Linked DNA regions of Homo sapiens: region 2 is linked to region 1. The links are chromatin loops, found by intact Hi-C in ENCODE. Cell type or tissue: PC-3. All regions are shown on one strand. Links, peaks and the distances in the headings refer to the core of each region. The heading gives the core; the rest is flanking DNA. Region 1 has its middle 18 kb from the start of PLCB4. Region 2 has its middle 100 kb from the start of RNU105B.

Region 1 (15,394 bases), core at 3,757-11,756:
TAAAATCTCAGAAATTACCAATGAAGAACTTATCCACATAACCAAAAACCACCTTTACCTCCCAAAACTATTGAAATAAATATTTTTAAAAAATTTAAATAAACTATGTTAGTATATTTTGTAACCCAAGAATTATCTCCGATAGGTCTCAATCAATTTAGAAGTTTATTTTGCCAAGGTTAAGGACAATGTCTGAGAGAAAAACAAACGACAACAACAACAACAACAAATCAGGGAAACCCAGAAACTGTCTAGGGTCCGTGCCTTTTTCCAAAGATGACTTTGAGGGCTTCAATATATAAAAGGGAAAAGTGGGCTGGAAGGGAAAGAGGGAAGGTAGCATCATCCACATATTTCAAGAGAAAAGCAGCCGGTGGAGGTATCATCAATTATGCATTTGCCTTGTGCTCAGTGAATGGGCACTTTACGTAAGATAAGGTGAACAGAGTCGCTACCTATGGAGATATTTTACCTGTAGCTAACTGCTTAAGAACAAAAGGAAAGGCAGGTTCTTGCATGACTCAGCTTTCCGTTTAATTTTTTCCTGTTGGCATAGTGAATTGAGGTCCTGAGCTTTTAATTCCTCTCACAATTAAATGTGTATTTAGATCCTTAACTCCTTAGCAGATCAACCTGGGAACAGAGAAATTTAGTAGCTTAAAAGACGCTGCCACTTGAAGATGAATAAGGCAGAAGATAAAACAGCTCTAAAGAAAAGATATGATTTGACAGTAAAAAAGAAATTCAAATTTCATAAAATGTCAGGAATATATCACTAAGTGAGTTACACCTATGCATTGAAATTTGATGATGACGGTAGGTGTGGGGTTAAGAGCTAATTAGTGAATCTTAAGTAATCATTATCTGTAAAATGAAAAGCAATAAGAAACTGGAAAAGTTAGTCTTTTTCCATTTGCTTCTCAATTGTATCAACATGAAGTATTAGTTTGGGCCCCACTGGTCATCACCTTGCTCAAACTTGTTTCTTTTTTTCAAGAATAAATGCTGTCTGGCCAGGTGCAGTGGCTCACACCTGTAATTCCAGCACTTTGGGAGGCCAAGGCGGGCAGATCACCTGAGGTCCGGAGTTCGAGACCAGCCTGGCCAACATGGCGAAACCCCGCTTCTACTAAAAATACAAAAATTAGTCAGGCGTGGTGGTGGGCACCTGTAATTCCAGCTGCTCAGGAGGCTGAGGTAGGAGAATCGCTTAAACCCAGGAGGCGGAGGTTACAGTGAGCTGAGATCTTACCACTGCGCTCCAGCCTGGGTGACAGAGTGAGAGTCCGTCTCAAAAAAAAAAATAAATAAATAAATAAATTCTGTTTATTTAAATTTCATTTCATTTATCATGGGTTTCTCTGCATTCATTTTTATTTTTTAATTACAGCAGTCCCCTTTTATCAGCAATTTCACTTTCCTCGGTTTCAGTTACCCTTGGTCAACCACAGTTTGAAAATATTACATTATTTTGGAGAGAGAAAGAGACAGAGGGACAGGAAGAGACCACATTCACATAACATCTATGGCAGTATATTTTTACAGTTGTTCTATTTTATTATTGTTGTTGTTAATTTCTTAACAACAATCTGTGCCTAATTTATAAATTAAACTTTTTCATAAGTATGTATGTCTAGAATAAAATCATAGCATATATAGGGTTCAGTACTATCTGCAGTTTCAGGTATTCATTGGAGGTCTTGTAGGGGGGACTGCTATATTGCATTAAAGCATTAGTCATTTTGATTACTGAGTGTTTTGGCAGCTCTGTAAATTTTGTGTCTCGGGCAAATGCCTCACTTGCCCTAGTCCTGGCCATTCCCTGGGTGGGAAACATTTCTTGATCAGCAACCTGTCCATGGGATCTGTGAACTCTGACCTCTGAAGCTTCTTCCTATTCCATCATCCTTTTCAGCCACATTTGAAATTGACATTTGGGAAAAGACTCTCCTCAGGTTGCTTTATACCTGAAATAGTCACAGGTTTATCTGATCTTAGCAATTCTTCCCCCAAACCTAGCAGGCTTATGACCTAATTGCCTGCAATCCGTTCCATGTGACCAATGACCAAAATCAAGGTCTTGGTTATTATTCTGAAGCCCTATTTGCTTCACTGACTCAGATGCCATGTCTCATTTTCAACTTAATGGGGCTTACCTTATGGGTATGGGGGTTCAGTAAGAAGGCTACCCACTTACTCTTATCTTTGCCTTGAGTCATTTTATCCAACTGAACAGTTTTACTCAAAACCATACCCCTAGGCACTGAAAAGTTTTACTCAAAACCATACCTCTAGGCCGGGTGTGGTGGCTCACGCCTGTAATCCCAGCACTTTGGGAGGCCGAGGTGGGTGGATCACCTGAGGTCAGGAATTCAAGACCATCCTGCACAACATGGTGAAACCTTGTCTCTACTAAAAATACAAAAATTAGCTGGGTGAGGTAGCATGCATCTGTAATCTTACCTACTCAGGAGACTGAGACATGAGAGTTGCTTCAACCCTGGAGGTGGAGGTTGCAGTGAGCCAAGATCATCGCGCCACTGCACTCCAGCCTGGGTGACAGAGTGAAACTTCATCTGAAAAAAAAACAAAAAACATACCCTTAGTCTGTTTGCCTTGATGTCTTTTAATCAACTGAAAGTTTATCCTGCTATTTTGTTACATCAATCTTTTATTTTTTTTAATTCCATCTCTTTCTTTAGGAACTGGAAGCAGAGGGCTTTACCAAAATTACGAGGTCCTGAATTTCTAGAATCTCCGTTTCCTCTCATTTTTACTTGCAAGTTGGCAATTGTTTCTTGAGCTCATTGCTTTCTTGTAGCACCTGCGCCAAATGCAGCCAACTGCAATCAACTCCTGAAGTTTTCATCCTCTTCTCCAAGAGCTACCAGTTTATTAGGCTCATACGACTCCTGTGTTATACAGAAAATGGCTGTGAAAGATATTCCCATCCTAATCCCTGGAACCTGTGAATATGTTATTTTACATGGCAAAAGGGAATTAAGGCCAGGCACGGTGGCTCACACCTGTAATCCCAGCAGTTTTGGAGGAAGGGGCGGGTGGATAGTCTGAGGTCAGGAGTTCGAGACCATCCTGGCCAACATGGCAAGACCCCTGCCTCTACTAAAAATACAAAAGAAAATTAGCTGGGCATGGTGGTGCACACCTGTAGTCCCAGCTGCTTGGGAGGCTGAGGCAGGAGAATCACTTCAACCTGGGAGGCGGATGTTGCAGTGAGCCAAGATTGCACTACTGCACTCCAGCTTGGGCAACAGAGCGAGACTCCGACTCAAAAAAAAAAAAAAAAAAAAAAAGGTGGCAGGGCGGGGAGGGGGGGAATTAAGGCTGTGGACAGATTAAGGTGGCTGATCAGCTAACCTTAAAATAGGGAAATTATCTAGGTGGTCCCAATCTAATGGCATGAGTTATTTAAGAGCAGAGGCGTAAAAGTCAGAGGGATTCCACACAGAAAGGGTAAGTCAGAGAAAACAACATAAAAAGAATACACAGGCACGCCTCAAAGATATTGTGGATTTGACTCTAGACCGGCAGTCCCCAACTTTTTTGGCACCAGAGACCGGTTTCGTGGAAGACAGTTTTTCCTCAGACCCAGGCAGTGGAAGAGCTGGGATGGTTTTGGGATGATTCAAGCACATAACATTTATTTTGTACTTTATTTCTATTATTATTACACTGTAATATATAATGAAATAATTATGCAACTCACCTTAATATAGAATCAGTGGGAGCCCTGAACTTGTTTTCCTACAACTAGACAGTCCCATCTGGGGGGTAATGGGAGACAGTGACAGATCATCAGACATTAGATTCTCATAAGGAGTGCACAACCTAGATCCCTCCCATGAGTAGCTCACAATAGGGTTCGCACTCCTGTGAGAATCTAATGCCACGGCTGATCTGACAAGAGGTGGAGCTCAGGCAGTAATGCTCCTTTGCCTGCAGCTCACCGCCTGCTGTGCAGCCTGGTTCCTAACAGTTCCTAAGATATCAGTTGGTGGCTCCTGGGGTTGGGGACCCCTGCTCTAGACCACCACAATAAAACAAATATCACAATAAATTGAGTCACGCAAATTTTTAAATTTCTCAGTGCATATAAAATTTGTACACAACACTGTAGTCTATTAAGTTCACAAAAGAATTATGTCTGAAAAAATGTACATACTTTAATTAAAAATACTTTATTGGTAAAAATACTAATGATTATTGGAATCTTCTGAGACCCATAATCTTTTTGCTGGTGGAGAGTCTTGCCTCAATGTGGATGGCTGCTGATTGATCAGGTTGGTAGTTGCTGAAGGAAGGCTGTGGTGGCTGTGGCAATTTTAAAACAAAATACAACAATGAAATCTGCCTCATTGATTGATTCTTCCCTCACAAATGTTTTATGTGAGGAGGCAACGCTACTTGTTAGCATTTTACCCACAGTAGAACTTCCTGTAAGAATTGGAGTCAATCCAAAGGTCTAATATCCAGCATCTACAAGGAACTTAAACAAATTTACAAGAAAAAAACAAACAACCCCATTAAAAAGTGGGCAAAGGACATGAACAGACACTTCTCAAAAGAAGACATTTATGTGGCCAACAAACATATGAAAAAAGCTCAACATCACTGATCATTAGAGAAATGCAAATCAAAACCACAATGAGATTTTCATAATCATCAGTCAGAATGGCAATTATTAAAAAGTCAAGGAACAACAGATGCTGGTGAGGCTGTGGAGAAATAGGAATGCTTTTACACTGTTGGTGGGAATGTAAATTAGTTCAACCATTGTGGAAGACAGTATGGCAATTCTTCAAGTATCTAGAACAAGATATATCATTTGACCCTGAAATCTCATTACTGAGTGTATACCCAAAGGAACATAAATCATTCTATTATAGACACATGCACACATATGTTCACTGCAGCACCATTCCACAATAGCAAAGACATGGAATCAACCCAAATGCCCATCAATGATAGATTGGATAAAGAAAATGTGGTACATATACACCATGGAATACTATGCAGCCATAAAAAGGAATGAGGTCGTGTCCTTTGCAGAGGCATGGATGGAGCTGGAAGCCATAATTCTCAGCAAACTAACACAGAAGCAGAAAACCAAACACCACATGTTTCCACTTATAAGTAGGAGCTGAACAATGAAAACACATTGACACAGGGAGAGAAACAACATGCACTGGGGCCTGTCAAGGGGCCAGTGGGAGGGAGAGCATCAGGATACACAGTTAATGGATAGGTTGATAGTGCAGCAAACTATTACTGCACACATTTACCTACGTAGCAAATCCTGCACGTGTATCCCGTGCAGCCCGTGTGAACAGATGTGCTGTTGTCTAGGCTTTGTTGTTTCACTTACAGAGCACAGGGAGAGATTTAACATAATTCTTTTTTTTTTTTTTGAGATGGAGTCTCGCTCTGTTGCCCAGGCTGGAGTGCAGTGGTGTGATCTTGGCTCACTGCAAGCTCCACTTCCCAGGTTAAAGCCATTCTCCTGCCTCAGCCTCCCGAGTAGCTGGGACTACAGGCACCCGCCACCACATCCAGCTAATTTTTCGTATTTTTAGTAGAGACGGGGTTTCACTGTGTTGGCCAGGATGGTCTCAATCTCTTGACCTCGTGATCTGCCGGCCTCGACCTCCCAGAGTGATGGGATTACATGTGTGAGCCACCGTGCCTGGTCCATAATTCTTAAAAGCCCTTAAAAGCCGTAGGATATGCAAATCCTGCATATCCTGCATATGTATCCCAGAACTTAAAATTAAATTAAAAAAAAAAAACTGCAGTCAATCCTCTCAACCCTGCCACTGCTTTATCAACTGACTTTATGGAATATTCTAAATCCTTTGTTGTCATTCCAACAATGTTCACAGCATCTTCATCTGCAGTAGATTTCATCTCAAGGAAATACTTTTTGTGCTCATCCGTAAGAAGCAACTGCTTATCTGTTCAAGTTTCATCATGAGATTGCAGCAATTCAGTCATATCTTTGGGAACCACTTCTAATTCCAGCTTTCTTGCTGTTTCCATCAGATCTGCAGGGACTTCTTCCAATGAAGTCTTAAACCCTCAGTCATTCATAAAGGTCGGAATGAACTTCTTCCAAACTCCTGTGAATGTTGATATTTTTACCTCTTCCCATGAATCACAGATGTTCTTAATGGCATCTAGAATGGCAAATCCTTTTCAAAAGGTTTTCAATTTACTTTACCCATATTCATCAGAGGAATCACTAATTATGGCAGCTGTAGCCTTACAAAATGTATTTCTTAAATAATAAGACATGAAAGTTGAAATGACTCCTTGATCCCTGGGCTGCAGATTAGATGTTGCATTAACAGGCATGAAAACAATATTAATCTCTTTGTACATCCCCATCAGAGCTCTTGGGTGACCAGGTGCACTGTCAATGAGTAGCAATATTTTGAGAGGAATCTTTTTTTCTAAACAGTGGGTCTCAACAGTGGGCTCAAAATATTCAGTACACCATGCTGTGAACAGATGTGCTGTTTGTCTAGGCTTTGTTGTTTCATTTACAGAGCACAGGGAGAGATTTAACATAATTCTTTTTTTTTTTTTTGAGATGGAGTCTCGCTCTGTTGCCCAGGCTGGAGTGCAGTGGTGTGATCTTGGCTCACTGCAAGCTCCGCCTCCCAGGTTAATGCCATTCTTATGCCTCAGCCTCCCGAGTAGCTGGGGACTACAGGCACCCGCCACCACACCCGGCTAATTTTTTGTATTTTTAGTAGAGATGGGGTTTCACCATGTTGGCCAGGATGGTCTCAATCTCCTGACCTCATGATCTGCCTGCCTCGACCTCCCAGAGTGATGGGATTACAGGCATGAGCCACTGCACCTGGTCCATAATTCTTAAAAGCCCTAGTATTTTGTTTTGTTTTGTTCTGAGACAGAGTCTTGCTCTGTCACCCAGGCTGGAGTGCAGTGGTGTGATTTCGGCTCACTGCAACCTCTGCCTTCCATGTTCAAGCAATTCTTCTGCCTCAGCCTCCTGAGTAGCTGAGACTACAGGCACACCCAGCTAATTTTTGTATTTTTAGTAGAGATGGGGTTTTGCCATGTTGGCCAGGCTAGTCTCGAACTCCTGACCGCAGATGATCCACCCACTTCGGCTTCCCAAAGTGCCGGGATTACAGCAGTGAGCCACCACGCCTGGCCTAGCCCTAGGATTTTTGAAATGGTAAATAAACATTGGCTTCAACTTAATGTCACCTGCTGCATTAACTTCAAATTTTGCAGCTTCTTCACCTCTCTGTCATAGGATGAAGAGAATTAGGGCCTTGCTCTGGGTTAGGTTTTGGCTTAAGGGGAATATTTGGGCTGGTTTGATCTTCTGTCCAGACCACACAAACTTTCTCCCTATCAGCAATAAGGCTGTTTTGGTTTCTTAACATTTGTGTGTTCGCTGGAATAGCACTTTTAATTTCTTTCAAAAATTTTTCCTTTGCATTCACAACTTAGCTAACTGTTTGGTGCAAGAGGCCTCACTTTCAGCCTATCTCTGCTTTTGACATGCCTACCTCACTCAGCTTCATCATTTCTAGTTTTATATCAAATGTGACAGACATGTGACCCTTCCCTTCACCTTGAACACTTAGAGGCCATTGTTAGATTAGTAATTGGTCCAATCTCAATATTGTTGTCTCAGGGAATAGGGGGGCCAGAGGGAAGGAAGATAGATGGGGAATGGGCAGTTGGTAAAGCAGTCAGAACACACACAACATTCATCACTTTATATTGGCGCAGTTTGTGGCACCTCAAAACAATTACAATAGTAACATCACAGATCACTGATCACAGATCATCCTGATAATAATGAAAGAGTTTGAAATATTGTGAGAATTGCTAAAATGTGACAACGAGACACAGAGCGAGAACACACTATTGCAAAAGTGGAGCCAACAGATGTGCTTGATGCAGGGTTGTCATAAATTTTCAATTTATTAAAAAAAAAAGCAATATCTGCAAAGTGCAATAAAGTGAAACAAGTAAAACAAGGTATGCCTGTATCTGCCCTTGCTGGCTTTGGTGGTGGAGGAAGGGGATAACAAGTCAAGGAATGTGAGATAGCCTCTAGAGGCTGGAACAGCCCTCAGTTTACAGTCAGCAAGGAAATGTAAATCTCAATGCTACAACTGCAAGGAACTGATTCTGCCAACAACCCGACTGCAAAAACCCAGATTCTCCCTTGGAGCCTGAAGAAAGAAATGCGGCCTGCTGACACCTTGATTTCAGCCTGGTGAGACTCACATAGGACTCCTGCACTACAGATCTTTAAGATAATAAGTTTGTGTTGCTTTCAGCCTAAATTTGTAGTAATTCATTGGAGTAATAATCAAAATCTAATACATGTCCCAAGGTTCCATTGACAACTGTTTTAAGAAATATTTTGCTCCTGTAATATATGCGTCACTGTTTTTCCAGACTCGGATACACATTAGCCAGTTGTTCACCACCTAACTGACAAGTCTCCACCAAACATTTTAGGTTTGTGTTATGACAGCCCTCTACTTCCAGTTTCAATTCCTACATGAGTCAGAATAGCTTAAACTATCCTGTCATTATAAATTAGCTAGGAATCCCAGTGATTTCACAAAGGTTTATGACTCATAGAAAATCTGCTATGGGCCCAGCAGAACTCCAGGACACCTCCCTTCCAAGAGGTGACTCAGAGATCCAGCCTGCTTACATCTCATGACTCAGTTTAATCTAATATGTATATTTTCAGGGGGCCACAGCAGGAAAAGAAAACCCTGCAGGATTTTTACTTTCTCAGATGAAAATATCACTTGTCGCTTTTGCTCACAGTCCATTGATTCACAAATAAAACACAGCTCTGCCTAACTCCAAGAAGGATGAGAAATGTAAGGTTTTTTTTTTTTTTTTTTTTTTGTATGTGCTCAGAAAGAAAGAACTCAATATTGGTGGTAACTAGTGATATCTTTCTATACTTTGTTACCTAAAAAAAAATCAGACTGGGTGTTATGACGCATGACTGTAATCCCAGTGCTTTGGGAGGCTGATGCAGGAGGATCCCTTGAGCCCAGGAGTTTAAGACCAGCTTGGGGGATATAATGAGACCCCATCTCTACTGACAAAAAAAAAATAGCCAGGTGTGGTAGCACATATCTGTAGTCCCCATTACTTGAGAGGCTGAGGCAGGAGGCACACCTAAGCCCGGCAGGTCGAGCAGGCAGTAAGCTTTGATCACACGCTCCACTGCACTCAGATTGGTCCACTTTAAATCTCCAGTTTAAATTAGTTTTAATTTAGACCTTTTAGAGATCTTCTTACCTCCTGACTTGGAAACTTGGAAATTTCAGGGAGAGAAGCAGTGTGGGCAGCATTATTAATTCTTCTCCCATGTAAGAAAGGAAATTCATTGTCTTTTTTTTTTTTTTTTTTTTTTTTGAAATAGAGTCTCGCTCTGTCGCCCAGGCTGGAGGGCAGTGGCGCGATCTCGGCTCACTGCAAGCTCCGCCTCCCGGGTTCATGCCATTCTCCTGCCTCAGCCTCCCGAGTAGCTGGGACTACAGGTGCCCGCGACCTCGCCCGGCTAATTTTTTGTAGTTTTAGTAGAGACGGGGTTTCACCATGTTAGCCAGGATGGTCTTGATCTCCTGACCTCGTAATCCACCCGCCTCGGCCTCCCAAAGTGTTGGGATTACAGGCGTGAGCCACTGCTCCTAGCCTGGAAATTCGTTGTCTTTTATGGGAACGTTTCTTTCCTCTCCTTCCAGGTTGTAATCCTTTGTTTTATATAAATAGTGAGGAAATAGGAGAAATGGAAATAGAAATGACTGTCTGTTGGTGGAGGAACATGCCCCAGTCTTCCTCTGGCTGGGTATGCAGCTGATGGCCTATTTCAAGGTGATTTCCCTTAGGATGGTGATGCATTGTTTCTTGGGGTGATGTCCAGCATAGTTTTGCCTCTGCCCCACCGAGGACCTTGTGGAGAGCAGCAGCCAAGTCTCCCTTTGTCCTCAGCCCCATTTCTGGGTTGGGCATCATATAGCCTGAAGTAGCTACTGGGTTTGCTTCCTTTTCTATCCTTTGTGCTTCTTCATGCGTGGAAATTGCTGAAGCCCTTTTGTATGCCCTCTAAGAGTCTCAGAGCACTGAGATACGGTGAAGATTGCCCACATCTTCTTACCAGCATGCAACACCACAGTCCCTTCCTGCCTGGCTCCTCTCCCCAACCCACCACAAGTTCCTGTCATTGATAATGATCTCCACGTGAGAAGCAGGCATTATACTTTATGTCCTGAGACATAAGACAGAGTTACTTTCAGTAACTCTGCAGCTACATCTCAAGCTCTCCCAAGAACTTCCTTCCCCTGCTCCCTCATTCAAGCTCCAGTTAGCTGTAATAGCTAGCACAAAGTGGGCCAATAGGTTTTGTAGACCAGATGCTGCCCAACTACATGCCCCATGAGATGCCCATCTTCCTTTCTAAGGGGCAAAACAAAATCTTTAGAAATAGTTTATTCAGAGCATCTCTCTTTGGTGTGGTGTGGGAGAAGAACCCCTCTCCTTTCTCTCATGAAGAGGAAGGGAAAAGCCATGGTTCTCCTTACTATTCAGCAGCTGAAGATGCCAGTGATTCTCTTTTTACCTCCCTAGTCTCTTTGGGAAAACATAATGTACATAAACAATCAATAAAATGCATTACAATAATGTAAGTGCTATATAAAGTCATTCCTTTATAGTACTACCACTAAACCACTGTAGAAGTTCAGAGAAAGAAAGAGATTAATAAGCTCTAGAAGTAGTCTGAAAGAGTCCTGAGCTAGCATTCATTGAATTTTTGTAGGTGCCAGATACTGTACTAAGCACTTGTGATTGTTAATTTGATGTGGCTATTTGACTGGGCCATGGGGTGTCCAGACATTTGGCCAAACATTATTCTGGGTATGTCTGTGAGGGTATTTCTGGATGAGATTAACATTGGAATCAGTAGTAGACTGACAATCTTCTTCCTGATATTAACACAATTATGGAGAAACTGGAGTGAAAGAAGCCACCTCGACGATCCTTTCCTAGATTCACCAAAACTGAACCTGGAAAACTCCATTGCACTAGTCAGTTCCTCATCTGTACCTACATTTAATTCCACTTAACTCATTTCTGCTTCTATTTATTTTTATTTTTCTAAATTTAGCCCAAAGGCTGAGTCAGCCCAGCCTTAATGTCCATAATCTGTTGGGCCTGGCTCACTGAAAAAGTACTGTGGTGCCTTCATGGAGATGACACTGAAATAGGCAAAAGAAAAATGCACGCAAAGCCATTAGCCAGATGAAACCAGAGTCATGCTTCCTTGGCAAAACATCAGTGCAGTATTAAAAAGTAGTGAGGAACAGTGGGCAATAGATGCTATCTGTCCAGATGCCGTTTCCAGGGTTCTAGATCTGCATTTTGCGGCTGGGAGCAATAGGGCCACTTTAAAGAGGCATCACAGAAGCTATTGATGTTTCAAATGGGATTAAAACAAAACCAAATCAAACATTCCCCACATGTTGTAGGCAGTTTCAAATAAATGATTTGCCTTGAGATTTTCAGTAGTCTACATGGAAATTCTCAGAACTATTTTTCATTCTCTTTTTTAAAAAATAATGAATTTATTTATTTCTTCAAGGTGTCAGAGATTTAATCCAAGCTGTAATTAGCAGTTCACCTCTCCAAGTACATTTTACAACTAGATCCTAGATGTTTTCATTTGCATAATTCTTGAATGTCATTTGTGTTAACTTAATATTTTTTGTACAGTCTTTCTGTTATCAAAAGCTTTCCCTATATTTCATCTCATTTGAAAGAATAAATTCAGATTTCAAAAGGTAATTTCAGAAGTGTCTCTTTTAATCATGATAAATTTGAAACATTTCTTCATTTATTCTCTAGATTTAGTATTTATCTTTTTTTAATATCTCTGTGTCTATGTATCTATTATATATTTTATTTATATTTTATACCTATATTTAAACTGTATATACTGCTTTATATTTACACTTAATTTTATATTTATATTTGATCTCCTATACCAGCCGTCCCCAACCTTTTTAGCACCAGGGACCAGTTTCCTGGATGAAATTTTTCATGGAGGGTGGTCGGGGTGGGGATAGCTTTGGGATGAAACTGTTCCATCTCAGCTCATCAGGCATTAGTTAGATTCTTATAAGGAGCATGCAACCTAGATCCCTTGCATGCACAGTTCACAACAGGGTTCACACTCCTGTGAGAATCTAATTCCACAGCTGATCTGACAGGAGGTGGAATTCAGGAGGTAATGATCACTGGCTATACCGTCTTAAACTTCTGCTGGGCGGCCCGCTTCCTAACAGGCCACAGACCAGAGGGTCTGCGGGCCCGTCTTGTACTATTTACTGTGTTGGTAACCAGTACATCTAGGAAATGCTTTAACAGACTTTTCGAATAATATATATTAAATGATATAATTTCTTCCTAAAAACAGGATTAATCGAGGTATATTTATATGAGACAAAATATGATTTTCAATCCCACTCTGTAAGATTTTTACTTATCTCAGGATAGGCCAAGTATTTGAGTACTTTGAAACTTTACAGCCTCTATTAATGCCAAATAGAACCCTGCTGTTGTGTCATAGAATTAAATCTGCGTAAGAACCACTAACTTACTTTTTCCTTTAATTCCTTCCTTCCTCTGTAATAGAACAATGCTCTCTTCCGCCAAGATGTCCGTGTCCTAATCCTCAGAACCTATAAATAGGTTTCCTTACACGGCAACATAGACTTTGCAGACATGATTAAATTAAGGATTTTGAGATATTGGAGATTATCCTGGATTATGTAGGTGGATTGGATATAATCATATATTTACTTAAAAGTAGAAAGGGAACAAGAAAAGAAGGTCAGAGTGAGGGCATGTGGGAAGTGTTTGACCCGCCACCAGCATTGCTGCATTGAAGACGGAGGAAGGGAGCCATGAGCCAAGGAGTACGGGTGGTTCTAGTGGCTGGAAAATGCAAGGGAGCAGATTCTTCTCTAGAGAGTCTGGAAAGGAACACAGCTGTGCTGGCACCCCTATTTTACCCAGTGAGACTCAGTTTGATCTTCTAACCGACAGAACTGAGATAACGAATGTGTGTTGCTTTGAGCCACTAAGTTTGTAAGTAATTTGTTAGAGCAACAATAGAAAACTAATACACTTTCCTTCTTTGTTTTCCTTTTAGCAATTTAATTAAGTACCTATCATACTAGACCTTGGAAATTAGAAGACAAATGAGCTAGAATATGGAAATTATTGCTATGCTTTTCTGATTTTAAAATTTCCTAGTAAAGAAATATTTCCTTTCCCTCTTGCAAAGCACACTAAAACAAAAGAAAATGAGAAAAAAACACAACTTCCTGACCCTTAACAAATATGTAAGTTAGGGGTGCAACATTCAATGATGATCAACTAGGAATATAGGAAGATGCTGAAACAAGACACCCCATTGAAGTAGATCTAAGACTAAGACAACAGAGTAGAATTTTCCAAAGCACACAGCCTATTTTTAGGGATATTGTAAAAATTTTGAAATGTAATTTACACATGATTGTTTTAAACAACAGAAAGGAAGACTATCAGCTGGTAGTGAGAGCTTCCCTAGACAAAATTTTCTACCAAAGAGTCAGGGCTGATGAAGACTTACGCAGATATGATTATTTGTAGGGAGCTGTCTCTCAATGCAGCAGAGTGGAGGAAAGAGACCTTGCTTTGGGAATAGCCCTGAAGCTGCCTTTTTGTGGGCTGGAAAGATAAATGCAAATCTGTTTCACCAGGAAACTTCAGAGAAGATGAAGTAAGATATAACCAGGAGATTAGTTAGCACAGGCAAGGGAAAAATGGGAGAGAAAAATAAATCACAAAAATAGAGACTCCAGTGAGAAGTAGAAAGAAAAAAAATCTGTGCCGAATAACACAGTAGCAGACATGGAAGATAGGATTAAGAAAAGTGAGCAAAATATAATGTAAAAGAATGAAGAGTTAAGAAAGATTAGAGAGAAGTGACATATGGAAGACCAACAAGGCAATCTAAGGCACATATAGTTCATCTCAAAATATGAGAAAATATAATATGAGAAAATGTTAGTCATAACAACATTGAATTTAAAACTTGAGAAAGCATTCTGTCTTTCACTGTTAAATATTACCATTGATGTAAAAATATTATAGTAAAATTATTTTACTTTTAAGATAAAGAATCCTTTGGAAATCTTGGTTAAAAAAATTAATCTTTAAGGGAAAAGGCATCAGACCAGCCTCAGACACCCTCACAGCAACATTATATGCTAGAAGCAATGCCTACAAAGTCCTCAGGGAAAGAAAAGGTAAAACAAAAATTTTAAACAAAGTCAAGCAATCAATTAAGTATGCAGTGAACAGACAGACATCTTGGCATGCATTCATTAAGGATTATGAATTCCATAATCCCTTAAAAAATTATTATAGGCCAAATGTCAGCAAACCAAGAGATGACTGGAGAAAATACAGCACATTCACTGTTAATGAAATGATTTAATTTTAAGACTAAGACTAAATCAAATGCCAATCAAACCCAGAAAATGTAGGAGTAACATAGTAACATTCAGGAAAGGAAGGAGGAGAAAGATGAAAAGCAATGTAAATATACTGATTACCTTTAGAACCAGATGTCAAAGATATTATAAATCAAATAAAGCAAGTATTAGAAGTAAAGATATATTTAAAGCTTCAAAGATTAACACTGAGACAAGTTATGTGGTAAGCAACTACAGTTTTGGATGATGAAGAGGAGGAAAAGGAGAAGGGCGTGGGAATATATTACTTTCACTGTTTCTTATAGTAAGGAATAGTCATGAATTGTACAGATGTAATAAATCATGGCACATCCATACAATGGAATGATATGAAGCTGTTACAAACATAGAGGCTGCTCTACATGCATATATATAATTTACAAAATTTTAAAGAGAATAGTGTATAAGAAGAACAAAGAATGTATGTATGTAAGTTTATATACATACACTGGTATAGACTCACAGGCAGGCTAAATAAGGCACAGGAATATAATGCTTCCCTCTCAGAACTTGAAGTCTTGGGGAAAGGCAGTCTTTTTCTCTGTATTCCCCCCAACCCCACCACCCCCGTTTTCTTGAGACGGAGCTCAGGCTGAAGTGCAGTGGCACAATCTTGGCTTACTGCAAACTCTGCCTCCCAGTTCAAGCGATTCTCCTGCCTCAGCCTCCTGAGTAGCTGGAATTACAGATGCCCACCATCACGCCCAGCTAGCTTTTGTATTTTTAGTAGAGACAGGGTTTCACCAAGTAGGCCAGGCTGGTCTTGAACCCCT
Region 2 (15,394 bases), core at 3,131-11,130, 120 kb before region 1:
CTTGCTATAAACACCAAAGCAATGTAACTTTCAAAGATTAACCTGGTGTACAGCACCACCACATAACAAATTCAGACCAGCATCCTACAGCAATGGGCAGGCATTCTTGGGGCTGTGCAAGGTTTGTGTTCAGCAGTGACCCCATGTGATAGCAAAGCAAATGCATTAGACTGGTCAGCGCTACCAGTCCCCTCTCTGCCTGATGATGGGAAATAAGTCTGACCCCATTGAACTGAGCTAGTGACCCATATGCACTGAAATTCTGGACAATTTGGGGAGGAGAGAAGCCTCAGGAGGCATCTTGCTCAGCGGGGCTGTAACAAACATGATATAGTAATATTTATACTCCCAGCTAGTTCAAAAGGTTATGTAGTTGCAAAAGGTTTTCTTAAAGATTTTTGTAGGGAGAAACCAGGATCTTCAAAATTGTGTTGTAAAATATGTTGTTTCTCAGTGAAAGTCCTTCCAGAGTGGAGGGAGCCAGATGGCAGCAAGGTGTACGCCTAAGAAGCTGAGAAAGGTTGCAGGTAGAAATAGACTGAATAATCAGTGACTATACTTCAGGGGTGGTTGCTGTAATATGATACATGTGTGATATCTGATGTTATAAATTACCTTATATTCTCTGCTAATAATTCTATAGTAGGACAAATAGTTAATACAGTTGTGTGCCTCATCATGACTTTTAGGTCAAGAATGGACCACTGAAGTGATGGTGGTCCCATAAGATTATAATACCACATTTTACTGTACCTCTTCTATGTTTATATATATGTAGATACTCAAATACTTTGCATTGTGTTCCAACTGCCTACAGTATTCAGTACAGTAACATGCTACACATGTTTGTAGCCTAGGAGCAGCAGGCTATACTGTATAGCCTAGGTGTGTAATAGGCTACACTATCTAGGCTTCTGTAAGTGCACTCTAGGATATTTGCACAATGACAAAATCACCTAATAGCACTTTTCTCAGAATTTTATCCCCATCATTAAGCAACACATGACTATATGTTAATATTTGGTTTTATATTACTAAATCCAAACAAGGAAACTTGTTTTAGGAGGGCAGAATTTTCCTTTTTATCAGTATGCTGCAACTATTAACACTGGTACTAGTTGTGACAGCCTAGGTTTTTGTCCCAAATTGCTATTTAAAAACCCAATATTAAATGGAATAAGTAGAGAAACCACTGCCTCAATTAGCCTAATAGAAAGTGTAGGTGAAGAGGGAGTGTAGAAGGCTTTGTTGGTATAGATTCAGATCCCAGGCATATGTAAGGATGGCTTCAGCCTTATCTCAAGTAGTTTCCCTAAATAGTCCCATATATTTTGCAAGACCAGATACCACTTGAAAAAATCTCTCTTCCAGATAATAATCATGGTAATTTTAAAACATGTCCTCAAATTCTGGGGGCTCTGCCTGTCAAAAGATGGGTTCTATGCGCCCTTAATTTGAGTCTGGACCAACCCTGGTGACTTGCTTGTAGTCAACAGAAAGCAGCAGAAGTGACACCAGGTAACTTCCAAGGCTAGGTCAGAAAAGGCTATGTGGCTTCTGCTAGTTCTCTTGTGATGCTCGTTCTGGGGAAGCCAGTTATGATGTAAGAAATCCAACTACCCTGAGGCCACTATGTTGGAAATGCCATATGAAGGTGCCTCCATCAAGGGCCTAGGTGAGCTCCCGGCTGACAACCAGTATCCTATGTCAGCCACAAGAGCCACCTTGGACACCTCGCCAAAGTACAGTGGTGTGGTCATGGCTCACTGCAGCCTCCACCTCTTGGGCTCAAGCAATCCTCCCACCTCAGCCTTCTGAGTAACTGGAACCACAGGCATGTGCCACCAAGTCCCACTGATTTTTAAAATTTTTTGTAGAGATAGATTCTCCCTATGTTGCCTAGGGTGGTTTCAAACTCCTGGGCTTAAGTGATCCTCCTGACTCAGCTTCCCAAAGTGCTGGAATTAGAAGTATGAACAACCATGCCTGGCCAATCATCTTTCATTACAAAAATCACAGAAATAAAATCTTCCTAAGATTCCCTAACTGGCTTCAGGAGGTAATGTTTTCTGGTTAAAGCTAAAAACAAGCATCACAAATAAATTTTGCAAGACTGCACATCACTTGAAAAGTCTCTCCTCCAGATAATAATCGTGGTAATTTTAAAACGTGGCCTCAAACTTGAAGGGACTCCTCCTGTCAAATGATGGGTCCTATGTCCTCTCCTCTTGAATCTGGGCCAATCTCTGTAGTTAGAAATTAGGGCTTTTTCTAACTACAGAGAGCTCAGAGAGCAAAAATATATGTAAAAGTAAACTGTAGCTAATTCTTAAAAATAGGAACTATGCTAGCTTAGCAAATTCACTGATTAGAGTCAGATTTACATTTCTGCTTTCAGCTGTGGTCATTTGTGTATTTGGACAACAGATACCCTTTGATCCAGATTGAAGGCCCACGATGTCAATGTGTCACTCCTCACATCTCACATTGGGGAACACACATGCAAGACTAAAATTGGAGTCAACACTAACAAGGAGGCATGAGGCAGTCTGCAAAATTAAACCAACTGTCAAACAGCACAATTAGAAGGGTAAGGGTCACTTAAGGGAGCAAAGGATGATGTTTCTGGATGAGAGAGATGAGCTAATTGTCCCCATTGGGCAAGGGTATGGTTCTGAGGTTACTGGCATTAAGATAAAAAGAAAACATGTCAGTTTTAGGATCTGATACCAGATTTGCTTCTTCAGGCAAACTCCTCCCAGGAACTGAACCCCTGTATTGTCTGGGTATTTGTAGAATAGACAGTGCTTCCAACCACAACTTTGGGCAAGACATAGAAATTTACAGTTCATTTAAAATGACTGAGAAAATAAGGAGGTGGGTACAGTAGGGTGTGCCTGGAGGCTAAGGCTGGAGGATCACTTGAACCCAGGAGTTAGAGACTACCCTGGGCAACATAACAAGACCCCATCTGTTAAAAATAAAAAATTAAGAATGACTGAGAATATGGTCCATAATCCAGATATGCAGAGAAGGGCATCTTGCTGGTGCTGCTGCGATACTGCTCTCATGTGCAGGGTGCCCACAGGCTGACTTTCTGGTGGAAGCCTGTGAAGATGTTTCCAAGGGCATAGTTCCCTGGCAAGAAGAAGTTCTCTACTCTACAGGGACCTCATCAGACTCTTCTCCATCTCTTTATCTTCTACCCTCAAGGTGTAATCCACAGCTCATGTTGTCCCCTCTGACTCTCTACTGGCTGGGGTACTGAAAAGACGGCTCAGGATCAGGACCCTATTGTCCATTTGACTCATCTGGAAACTCAAGAACTTCCCCTATTCAGAAAGTGGAGGTGGAGCTGCTCCCTTCCCTCTATCATCTCTCACCAATCACTTTAATCTGATCAAAAAATCCAGAGATAGGGCAACAAATGCACAGAGCAGTGAGGCAAAGAAAGCAAGTCCCTCTTTCTTCCAAGTAACCAGACTTATGGTGCCCTTTTCCCTTGACTGGAGGAAGGGAGCACCTTCCCTTCCCATATCCTATAGGACGGAGTAAGTTTCCACCTGAAACTCAACCCCAAAGTCTCCAACAAAATCTGCTAATTCTTTTTTTTTTTTTTTTTTTTTTTTTTGAGATGGAGTTTCACTCTTATCCACCAGGCTGGAGTGCAGCAGTGCGATCTCGGCTCACTGCAACCTCTGTCTCCTAAGTTCAAGCAATTCTCCTGCCTCAGCCTCCTGAGTAGCTGGGATTACAGACGTGTGCCATCATGCCCAGCTAATTTTTGTATTTTTAGTAGTGACAAGGTTTCACCACGTTGGCCAGGCTGGTCTTGAACTCCTGACCTCAAGTGATCCACCCACCTCGGCCTCCCAAAGTGCTGAGATTACAGGCGTGAGCCACCATGCCAGGCCCTGCTAATTCTTTTTATATAGGCTGGCAGTAGGGGAGTAATGGGGAGACAGTTGGAGATGCAAATCATCTGAGAAATATCTGGCAGCTCTTTAGTTTCCACATGGCATTTATCTCCACCTCTCCATCGTTCAAAGACAACTAAAAAAGTTATATGTAACATTCTCTTGCACCTGCCCCAGTTACTCTTGGTATTGATCTAGTTATCTACTTCACCTTCCAGACTGTGATCTCCTTGAAGGCAGGCATGTATCTTCCCATCTAGCATATCTGAAGAACTGGATAAATATTTCAGTGAACAGAACCAGTTTTAAGATTGGGACTTCACTTACCTTGAAATCGTTACTGCCAGCTTTCATTTCAGCAGAGATTTTTATGATGCAGATTCTAAGAAAAATTAATTACCTAGGTATTTCTGAACTTGCCGAACTGGAAGAAATGTGTTCTTAGGATAATCAAAGCCTGGCTGTGTGGCTCAGTTAGAATCAGAGAGGGTACCCTCATCTAGCCTCTTCCAAAATACCGAGCCAGGTGGCTGGATGAAAAGAGGGTTTGACTCCCTGAGACTGCAGGCAGGAGATGAGTTCCTAATAAATAGGTCTCCTTTCGTTATTGTGAAATAAGATCAGTAACAGCCTCAGAGTGAGCAGAGATAAGCCTTTGTGCCTGTGGGGACTTGAGTTTAAGGGGTCCTACAGCAACACTACCTATCATCCACATAGCTTGGAATGGCCAGATACAGATCAGGAAAGCAAAATTCAACTGTGGTCCTTGAGGTGGCAGGCTCAAAAAGGGGTCAGGTATTTATTTGCTTTCTCTTTTTTTGTGTGTGTGGTTTTATAACTTTATTTGACAAGCAGCAATTAGCTCTCATCCACATTGACTGTTTATAGATTTTTGATAGTAACAGGTACATAGGGAACCCAAATATAGAGCTTATTTGATGAAGATTTATCCTCATTACATTTTCTGGACAATTGCACGTGGATGGGACATGCCTTATTCCTTTGGTCCAAACAGCTTTGTTGAGCCAGGTATCAGGGTGGTGGCTGCTGTAAGTTGGGGTTGCTGTGGCACTTACTTAAAATAAAACAACGGTGAAGTTTGCCACATCAGTTGACACTTGTTCTCACAAAAAATTTCTCTTTAGCATGCAATGCTCTTTGATAGTATTTTACCCACAATGTAACTTCTTTTGAAATTGGAGTGAATTCCCTCGGCCCTGCCTTTATCAACTAAGTTTATTTAATATTCTAATTTTTTGTCTTCATTTTAACAATGTTCACAGCCTTTTCACCAGGAGTAAATTTCATCTCAATAAACTACTTTCTTTCTCTGCTCATCCAGAAAAAGACAATTGCTCATCCACTCAAGTTTTATCATGAAACAGCAGCAATTCAGTCACATCTTTAATCTCCACTTCTAATTCTAGGTTTTCGTTGTTGCTGTTTGCTATTTTCACCATATCTGCAGTGACTTCCTCCAGTGAAATCCTGAACACATCAAAGTCATCCATAAGAGTTGGAATCATCTTCCAAATTCCTGTTAATGCTGATATTATGGCCATGTTCATTAATGATCTTAACTAGATCTTCTGGATGACTTGTTGCAGCTTCTCCATCAGCACTTGCTGCTCCACCTTGGCCTTTTATGTTATGGAGATGGCTTCTTTCCTTAAACCTCAGGAACCAACCTCTCCTAACTTCTAACTTTTTTTCTGCAGCTTACTCACATCTCTTAGCTTTCCTAGAATTGAAGAGAGTCACAGCCTCACTCTGAATTAGGCTCTGGCCTGAGGGAACGTTTTGGCTAGTTGGATCTTCTATCCAGCCCACTCAAACTTTCTCCATATTGCCAGAGGCTGTTTTGCTTTCTTATTCATGTGTTCACTGGAGAAGCACTTTAATTTCCCTGAAGAACTTTTCCTTTGAAAACTTGGCTAATTGTTTGGCACAAGAGGCTTAACTCTTGGCCTGTCTTGGCTTTCAACATGCCTTCTTCATTAAGTTTAATCATTTCTAGATTTTGATTTCAAGTAAGAGATGTGCAACTCTTCTTTTCACTTGAACGCTTAGGGGGTATTGTATGGTTGTTAATCGGCCTAATTTTAATAATGTTTCGTGTCAGGGAATAGGGAGGCTCAAGGAGAGGTAGAGAGATGGGGAACAGCTAGTTTTTGGAGCAGTCCAACCACACCCAACATTTATCAATTAAGTTTGCCATTTTATGTGGGTGCAGTTTGTGGTACCTCCAAAAGAATTACAATAGTAACCTCAAAGATCACTGATCAGAGATCACCATAATATGTATAGTAATGAAAAAATTGTAAGCATTGTGAGAATAACCAGAATGTTACCCAGAGACACAAAGTGAGCACATGTTGTTGGAAAAATGTTGCTGATAGACTTAGTTGACACAGGGTTGCCATAAACCATCAATATGTAAAGAATGCCATATCTGCAAGGCACAATAAAATGATGTACGCCCATGTTATTTAAAAGAACATATCAAACCCAGAGTTTCTCTCTGTCTCTCCCATACCAGGAGACTGTGGAGCTCACCTAACTCCCTTTGTCTTCAAAGCTAGCACAGTGGAGAACGGTTAGGTGATGCGCAAGGTCAATAAAACATCCACGTTGTGCCCAGTATACCTGGAGTCCTTGCCCTTGTGCAGTACAAGGAGGAGCTTGGTAGGTGTCCCAGATCTCTGTGCTGATGGATTTTTACCTACAACCCCAAATAGAGAAATGCTTAAACCTTACTTGGAAACAAGAGAGCGATTTTCCTTTTTTCAGAAAAAAGGGAGAGTGACATACACATTGGTAATCTACTAATTGTAGACATATGCACAGTTAGGGAAAATCTCCAGTTAGAAAACAGGCCTATATCCCCTGAGGGGGTTCCATCCACCCTTCTCTTTTCCAGAGAGTAGCTAGGGATTCATCTAATGAAACAGAAGGGAAAGAAGCTAAAACAAGGTTATGAAATAGCTTCCAGAGGAATCATTAAGTGGATTCCAAGTTTTAATATGCCCCAATACACATTAGATTGAACTAAACTGTATTAATTACTGTCAAAGATTGATCCCATTAATGGCCCAATTATTTTCCCTCTCTATATCCATGCCCCTTGCCCTCTGACTTTGCAAGTCATCCTACTGAAGAGAAACAGTCAATTCCCCCAGTCTTTAAATAGGCTAGACTATGTGACCTGCTTCGGTCAACAGGATGCAGTGGAAGTGATGGTGTACTACTTCTAAGCCTTGACTTCAGAGAATTTATGTGTTTTCATCTGCTCTATTGTGCCTCTGCTATCACCATGACAACATTCTTGGGGTAACCTGCTGGAGGATGAGAAATAAATGGAAGAGATGAATCACCCAGTCATCCAAGTGAAGGCCAGCCTAGTGCAGCTGACAGCCAGCCTAACCCCAGATACATGAATGAGTCCAGCCAAGATCAGCAGAACTGCCTAGCTGGACCCTAGCTGGACCCTAACTGACCCCAGTTGTGTGAGCTATCAATTGACAGTTTTATGTCACTGTGGTTGCATGGTTGTCTGCTTCACTGTTGTGTATGGTGACCACGGATGACTGACATAACTACCTATCTTCCCAGTGGTCAATTTATCACTATCTAAACCTCCCAATCATCTGTGAGAAATGTGTCATTATTTGCACTTTGCAGATGAGGAAACTGAACCATATAATGAGATTAAGTGATTTGCCCAAAATCACAAATACAGTAAGACAGGGAGTTTTTATATCCAAGTCCAGGATTTTCTCTAATGCATTACAGATGAGTTGGAAGAAAGCAAAGGGTTTTTAAAATAAATATGATTGCAGACTGACTTCCTGGGTTAAATTCCTGGCCTTCCCATTTACTAGATTTGGAACATTTTGCAATTTTCTTAGCCTTTCTGAGTCCCAGTATTCATTTCTGTAAAATGAGGATTATGTCATCTGCCTTGAAGGACATTCATCCTATAAATATTATTGAGTGATGACTATGTGCCCAGTACTCTTCCAAGTGCTGGTGAACCATTACTAATTAAAAGTAAAAAGATCTCGATGGGGAAATCTATCTTGCATGTTTGACTTGCATGTTTGAAGTACAGCTTAAACTTCAGAAAAAAAGGGAGCATTTGGGGTATAGACAAAACATTTTGGTCAGTGTCTTGGTCATTTTGCATTGCTATTAAGAAATACCTGAGGGTGGGTAATTTATAAAGATAAATTTTTATCTTTATACAAAGGTTTGTTTGGCTCACAATTCTGATAGCTGGAAGATTCGAAACTGGGCATGTATATCTGATGAGGGCCTAAGGCTGCTTCCACTCCTGGCAGAAGGTGAAGGAGAGCAGATATGTGCAGAGGTCACAAGGTGAGAGAGGAAGCAATAGAGAGCAGGAGGGAGGAGGGGACAGGCTCTTTTTAACAACCAGCTCTCTTTTGGGAACTAATAGAGTGAGAACTCATTAACTGCTTAGAAAGGGTGTTAATCTATTCATGAGGATTCCACCATCATGATCCAAACACCTCCCATTACAGCCCACTTGCCAACACTGTGACACTGGGGATCGAATTTCAACATGAGATTTGGTGGGGAAAAACAAACCATGTCCAAACTTAGCAGCCAGAAACTTGAAAGAAGGATTTCCCTTCCTAAGATTTATTGCTACACTCCTCCCTTTGGGATTAGGATTGGAGAGTAGTGCTTGAAAAACATCTGGGATCTCAGAGCAAAGGGAAACAACATCTTTCTACCTCAGTGCCTCCATTCTAGGGGACTGGTTTGTGAGAAGACACAGAAAAATTCCCATGCCCTGAGAATAGCATAACAAAATCACTAGAACTAAAGAGCACGACTTCTTCTCTAGTGGACATCTCATGAGGACCCATGTCAACAATAATCCATCAAAAGATTCCTGCCCCGATCCCCGACATTTCAGAAATTCATTCCAGAATTCTGACATAAATTCTGGGAAGGAAACACTTTAGAGACCCCAGTTAAATTTTCTTGCTGTACTGAAGGGATGATGCTTCAAAATGCAAATTATTTTGAGTTATAGGAAATGAAATTATATTTTTGTAACACAATTTTGTAGCCTTAGATTCACACATTTTAATTAAAATTAAACAAATGTCGTGTTGTTGTTTCTTTTAAAATAAGGTAAAATGTAATGTCCAACACTTTCTGTAGAAGAGACAGCTAGTTCTCCACCAAAATGTGTGCTTTGTGTTCCTTGATACAGTGTTTAGCTAGAAAGCAGCTGCCCAGCAAGAGATGACATTTCCCAGAACCCTTTGCATCTAGGCAAGACCTTGTGATTAGTTTCTATGAGCAGACTGTGAGTAGACATGATACATGTCTTTTCCAGTTTGAGGTCTCTTCTGTATTATCTCTTTCCTCATCGTCGTCTAAATTACATAGGCCCCTGAGGCTCTGAGGAGGCAGAAACACAAAATGGAAGGAAATTGAGCTTCTGAATGTTTCCTGGAATGCCCACCTTTTGATCAGGAATGCCAACATCACATTGCGACATAAGCAAGAGATAAATGTCTCATGTTAAATCACTGATATTTGGAGGCATTTTTTTATATTAAACAATCTTTATTTGAAAAATAGTACCTTGCAATCCTAACACGATCTATCAAACTTCAGTGAAAGCAATTTCAGCAACAACTAATGAACAGTAGCTAAACTGACAAGAGATCAATCAAAAGTATTTTAAAGTGAGCAGCACCAGCTGATGTTCTGGTGAGTCTCTGGGTGTTTAGGACCTGGCTACAGGGAAAACAGAATCAAATCAGCAGGTGCTGTGGACCCAAGCTCACACATCATGACCAGCCTCCCTCCTTGGGTCCCTAGTAGGCCACAGTCCCCCTGGTATTTCCAGGCCCCTGTGGGCTATAGGTGGAGCCCTAGGAGCCAAAGGGCCCCTTGGGAAAGGCTGGAACTTGGCCTCTCAGTCAGCCAGCTTCTGCCTGTTGCATTTACTTTCTTTCCAGAGTACCTGGAGTGGTCTCTCAGTAGATAAGGTGGCCGCCCAGCCTTCCTGGGCCGTTTTCTCATAGAAGAGGATTTCTCTCTGAGAACTGGAAGTGTCTTACTTCTATTCCTCGGCCAGGTCTTGGGCCATCTTCTTGTAGTGATCACAGGTATGTAAGACACAGTTCAAGTTTTAGTACACTTTACTGAGGTCCAAGCAGTAGACTTCCTGCTGAGACCCCATCGTGTGTTCTTGGTGCAGTCCAGGCAAAGTGGGAGTCGCCAGCTGTAGCTTCCGGAGGTCCCTTTTCAGCTGTCCACTTGCACCCTACAGAGAGGCCTGCTGGCTGAGCCAACTTTGGATTTATGCTATGAGTACTTTATCCCTTTGGTTTTCTTCCCACAGTTGCATGTCTGCTTCTCCAATCTCCCCCTCAGGACATTTAAAGAACGCACCTAAGTCACTGTCATCATCCACACTCTTCAGAGGGACTTGTGCCCAAGACGCTGGGTGACCACGATGTCTTGCTTCCCTATTTCCCTTCACTACCAAGTCCTGATGGTCCACATGGTCTCTACTGCCCCTGAGCAGATGCGGGATTCTCAGTGGGGTGTGGGCCAAGGAGGTCAGTCACCTCCCTCCAACACTCACTGGCACTAGTCCCAGGATTCTGCACATCACTAGTTCTGCCATCCACAGGTGGGCCATCAGCAGCTGAGTATGCATCTCCTAGCGGGCAACAGGCTCTCCATGGCTCTTGAGGGCTCTGCAGCTCTGCCTCCACTTGCCAGTGGCCTGTGGGCCACAACTGACCACTTGGAACCCTGAGGACTGTCTCCTCTCCAACAGAAACAAGGGCCCACCAATCAGGATAGACCATCTGTCGGGCTGGACTGTGGGGAGGGGAAGCACCCTGTGTTTGAAAAAACTGTGTCCCTGATTTTGTGTTAATATAAAGTGACATTACTTATGCAGTGCCTTGGGGGAGTGGAAAAAGCTCACTGCAGCCCCTACCTCAGGCCACTCCAGGCCCCACCGGGTCCTACAGCGCAGCTAGAGGGTCAAAGCAGAAGCATGCCACAGCCCGGGGTCCACACATGATCCTCTCAGGGCAGCATGCTGACCCGTCCCTGCTGAGGCTCATGACCCTGATTTCAAGTCTTCTTCTGCTGCAGGGAAGCCTGGTCCTGCCTGTAAAGAGTCTATCTACCTTGCTAGATTGAGCTTCTTGAAGAAGGGACTATGTTTTCTTCATCTCCGCATCCCCGGTAGCTAACCAATGTCCAGTATACAGTAGGGCGTCAGTCACTGTCTTATTTTCTTGTTGACTCTACTCTGACTTATGACATGACACTTTCCCCTCTTGACCTCTCTCTATTTTTTTTTTTTTTTCTGAGATGGATTTTTGCTCTTGTTGCCCAGGCTGGAGTGCAGTGGTGTGACCTCAGCTCAATGCAGCCTCAGCCTCCCGGGTTCAAGCCATTCTCCTGCCTCAGCCTCCCGAGTAGCTGGGACTACAGGCACGCACCACTATGCCCAGCTAATTTTCGTATTTTTAGTAGAGACTGGGTTTCACTATTTTGGCCAGGATGGCCTTGATCTCTTAACCTTGTGACCTCTAGCTTTAAAACCCCTCCGATATAGACAGAACTCAAACTGGAGCCGGACCTGAGGAATGGTGAATGGAGCATTTTCCCTGGTGTGACGGAGAGGACCTACAGATCTGGCTATCTTGTCCCTTGCATCCCTCTGCAGAATTTGACCCCAGTTTTCAAATCAGACTCAAGAATGATCTTTAGTGTTTATGATTTTGTGTTTTTCTTTTCTTTTTTTTTTTGCTTTGTTATTGACACAGCTTCTGGAAATCTTTTTCACAGAGAGTATGGGGACTTTTTGGCCAAATTGGGCAGATGCAGGCTCCATCTGCTCCACCACCACTGTCTGGGCCACAGCATGTCCCCTGCGTCCTGCTCCTCTACAGGGGTTTCTGCAGTGGAATCTGCTCCCTCACAAGCCCATCTACAAGGTGCTCCTGTGCTCCAACCCTGCTGTTTCCAAGAAGGCAGGTCCTGGGACTGCCAGGATCCCTCTCCCTCAGACAGCGCAATCTGTGTAGGCAGCAGGCCGGAAGTGGTGACAGCCACCATGACAGTCAGGGCCGAGGGCAGGACGATCACATTAGAAAACAGCATCCGGCCTCCAGGGGCGAGCGGAGTGACTCGGCCTCCATCTCCCCCTTGAGGCAGCCATCTTGGCGCCGCTTTCCTCAGGAGCACTGCGAGCTCGTCCTTAGGACCCGCTTCTCGGCTTTTCTTCTCCCAACTCTTTTTACCAGGCAGTGGCGTGGCCTCTCTGGCCCAGCAGGGAATGGGCGCAGGGAAGGGAGTGGTAGTAACGAGCGAGGCATAGAGGCTTTTCTGTAACAGCAGTTATGTTACCCTGATTAATACAAAATTGCCTCCACGAATCACAAAATTACCCAAGCAAAAAATAAGGTCTAGGTTTTAAGAAACTAACTCCTGAAAGAATTGACTCGTCCTGGGACAATGTACAGAGTTGATGTCTGGTTAATTAGAGGTCACTGGGATAGAATTCTTCCTGATATAGCGCGGCATAAAGGTGTGTATTAAGGACTCTAGGTAAAGAATCACGTGGAGAGAATCTTCAGGTTTAACACAAAGATCCCAGTTTTTCAACAAAAGGGAGGTAAACTACTCAGATGGGGTCTAAGTTGTAGCCCAATGTCACAGCCTGCTCCTGCCACAATTTCTTATTGATGCCAGGAGACTGCCTTTGTTTACTGCAGTCATCATGGCTGTTGGGAAGTGTTAATAACTTGCTTTTTATTTTAAGCGGGTGTGAATTGCATGGGTTCTGTTTCCTAATAAGAGTAGTGTCACCTGATATTTTCACATAAAGAGAGCTGCCTCGTGGCATGTCTTCTGAAGCTAGCATGTGCTTATCCTTCACAAGCCCACAAAAACTGCAGACTGTAATTCAGAAATTTGATTTGATCATTCCACTAAACCTCTAAGCCCAATGTTTTCTTCAGCTCAGTGTTTTCCTTGCCATAAACTTACCCTCAGAGGGAACCACTGACATTTTAAGAGCTGAATCCTTACAGACACTGAGGCCAAAAGGACTTCAGTGCCAACTCTGCATTTTGAGGCCATTAAAAAAAATATCATCAAAGACTGGGGTTGCCAATCAGAGGTTCTCCATAGTGAGTGTCCAACAATAAGATCATAGTGACTGCTTATTCCAAACCAAAGTTACCACATTCGATACTCAAGGTTTTCAACAGAATTGATTCCAATTAGAGCTTCACATTTTCCATTAAGCTGTATGAAATATTATAAATCTATTGAGAACACCAGTAGAAGAATGGCTAACTAAATCGCAGTATACTGGCACAAGGGAATACTATACTGCAATGAGAATGAACAATCTTCAATTATACCTGACCACATGTATGAATTTCACAAACACAATATGGGGCACAAGAAGGCAGACAAGAGAGTATACAATGTGTGAGTCTCATTATATAAAGCTCAAAAGCAGACCAAATTAATCTATTGTGTTAGAAGCCAGAATGATGATTAGGTGGAGTACTTACTAGAGGAAGGTATAAGGGAACTTGTGGAGAACTCGTCATGTTCTGATTTCAGACTTGGTCTCTAGTTCCCCAAGTGTGTTCAGCCTGTAAAAAATTTATTAAGCTGTACACTACCTCCTACTGCACTTTTCTAAATATGTTATACTTAAATAAAATGTTTACTTAAAAGCCAATAAAAAATCTTAAGGACCCCTGGAGAGATACCTCAAAGTTTAATGATCCCAGGTAATGAATCACTACCTCATATACTTTTGAAAAAATTTATTTTTGCATTTTGTCATACATTGCCAATTAGAGTCTGTATTAGTCAGCTCTAACACTGCTATAAAAAAATACCTGAGTCTGGGTAATTTAAAAGAAAAGAGGCTTAACTGGCTCATGGTCCCACAGGCTGTACAGGAAGCATGGCAGTATCTGCTCAGTTTCTGGGGAGGCCTCGGAGAACTTACAATCATGGTGGAAGACGAAGGGGGAGCCAGTACTTCACATGGCTGGAGCAGGAGGAAGGGGTGTGGGGGAAGGTGCTACACACCTCTAAACAACCAGATCTCTTGAGCAGTCACTCACTGTCATGAGAGCAGCACCAGGAGGATGGTGCTAAACCATTCATGAAGGTTCATGAAGATTACCTCCATGATCCCATTACCTCCCACAAAGCCCCATCACCAGTATTGGGGATTACGGTTCGACATGAGATTTGGTCAAAGACACAGATCCAAACCATATCAGGGTAAATCAGGTTAAAAGAGTTTTACAAATGTGAGATTTGGAAAGATGTATTTATGATTGGATTCTGTTTCCCCCTTTTCCCCCACGTCTTTCAATTTTTGATTATAAGGAAACATACATGTTTTAAAGTGGTGGCTAAGATTCAGGTGTGGCCTGTGCTCTTGGCAAAAGCCAAATTTCAACAAACTTAAAGATCTAATTGGCTTTTTCATGCCTTGGGGGGCATCTCATCTAAAGAGTTAGAAAAGGCTCTCTGATGACCTGAGCAGGAGTTGGCTTTATAGGCAAAAAGGGGCTGAAGAAAGCAGAAACAGGGAACAAAAAGCAGATTAGTTAGCATCAGGTTACTTCACATTACTCTTTTTGAAAGAGTTAAAGTCGAGGGGACTTCCTTATCATGCTGGCTAAAACTGGCCTTTTGGGGAGTTTGGCTACTAGCCATCCCTCTCCTGATTTCTTGGAAAGTCAGATAATAACACTTAGTTTTATTATCTAAGTAATAGAGTAATGGTAATGGAGAACTTGAACATGACTGACTCCATTTCGGTTTGGTCTGTTGGAGCCTAATGTAGGAGCTCAGTCCAAATCAATGGCCTCTTATAGATTTTATGTAACACTCCATAGATAATCTATGGACATAAAACCAGACCTTGCTTGACAGTGTTAAGCAGTCATGGCTATTATGTGCTTAAGAGTCAGTATAGCCCTTAAAAAGTTACCTCCATCACCTCAATGGGAATGAAGCGCAACAAAGATTTGTCCCTCATTGCTTCCATTATGCTTCTCTCAACTCATTGCTTCCATTATGCTTCTCTTTTTGATTCTGTCCTAATGACACAAATAAGTCCTAACCAATATGTATCCATCTAACATTGCTAAGCTGTGTTGTTTCACCACCACCACCAGCATCTCCACCATCACCCTCAAATGGTTAGAGTAATATTCACTTGCTATTGTGACTGTATTTCTTGTTATTATTGCTGATATTATTGCTACATAACAGATTACACCAAAACTTAGCAGCTTTTATTATTTTATCTTGTTCTTGGTCTTGTGGGTTAGGAATTCAGAAACAGCCCAGCTGAGCAGTTGTCTCTTGGAATCTCTCATGCAGTTGCAATCAGATGTTGGCTGGACTGCAGTCAT

Evidence for each region. Peaks named below come from ENCODE experiments on the same cell type or tissue, not always from the same donor. Only the 100,000 strongest peaks of a DNase experiment are listed, where the experiment ranks them.
Region 2: a loop joins it to region 1, with 4 times the contacts of the local background. A loop is called at or near these places in 5 of 110 quality-filtered maps.

What each region holds. Positions count from the first base shown.
Region 1 is chr20:9,043,083-9,058,476 of GRCh38, forward strand. No RefSeq gene overlaps it. Among named protein-coding and RNA genes, the nearest start is that of PLCB4, 18 kb to the right of the region's middle. RefSeq lists an enhancer at 7,917-9,116. In PC-3, for the core only: no CTCF peak of the experiment used is centred there; a DNase peak (open chromatin) is centred at 8,609; H3K4me3 peaks cover 934 bases; H3K27ac peaks cover 2,254 bases.
Region 2 is chr20:8,925,120-8,940,513 of GRCh38, forward strand. No RefSeq gene overlaps it. Among named protein-coding and RNA genes, the nearest start is that of RNU105B, 100 kb to the left of the region's middle. RefSeq lists enhancers at 11,566-12,070, 12,071-12,573. In PC-3, for the core only: no CTCF peak of the experiment used is centred there; a DNase peak (open chromatin) is centred at 7,892; H3K27ac peaks cover 2,521 bases.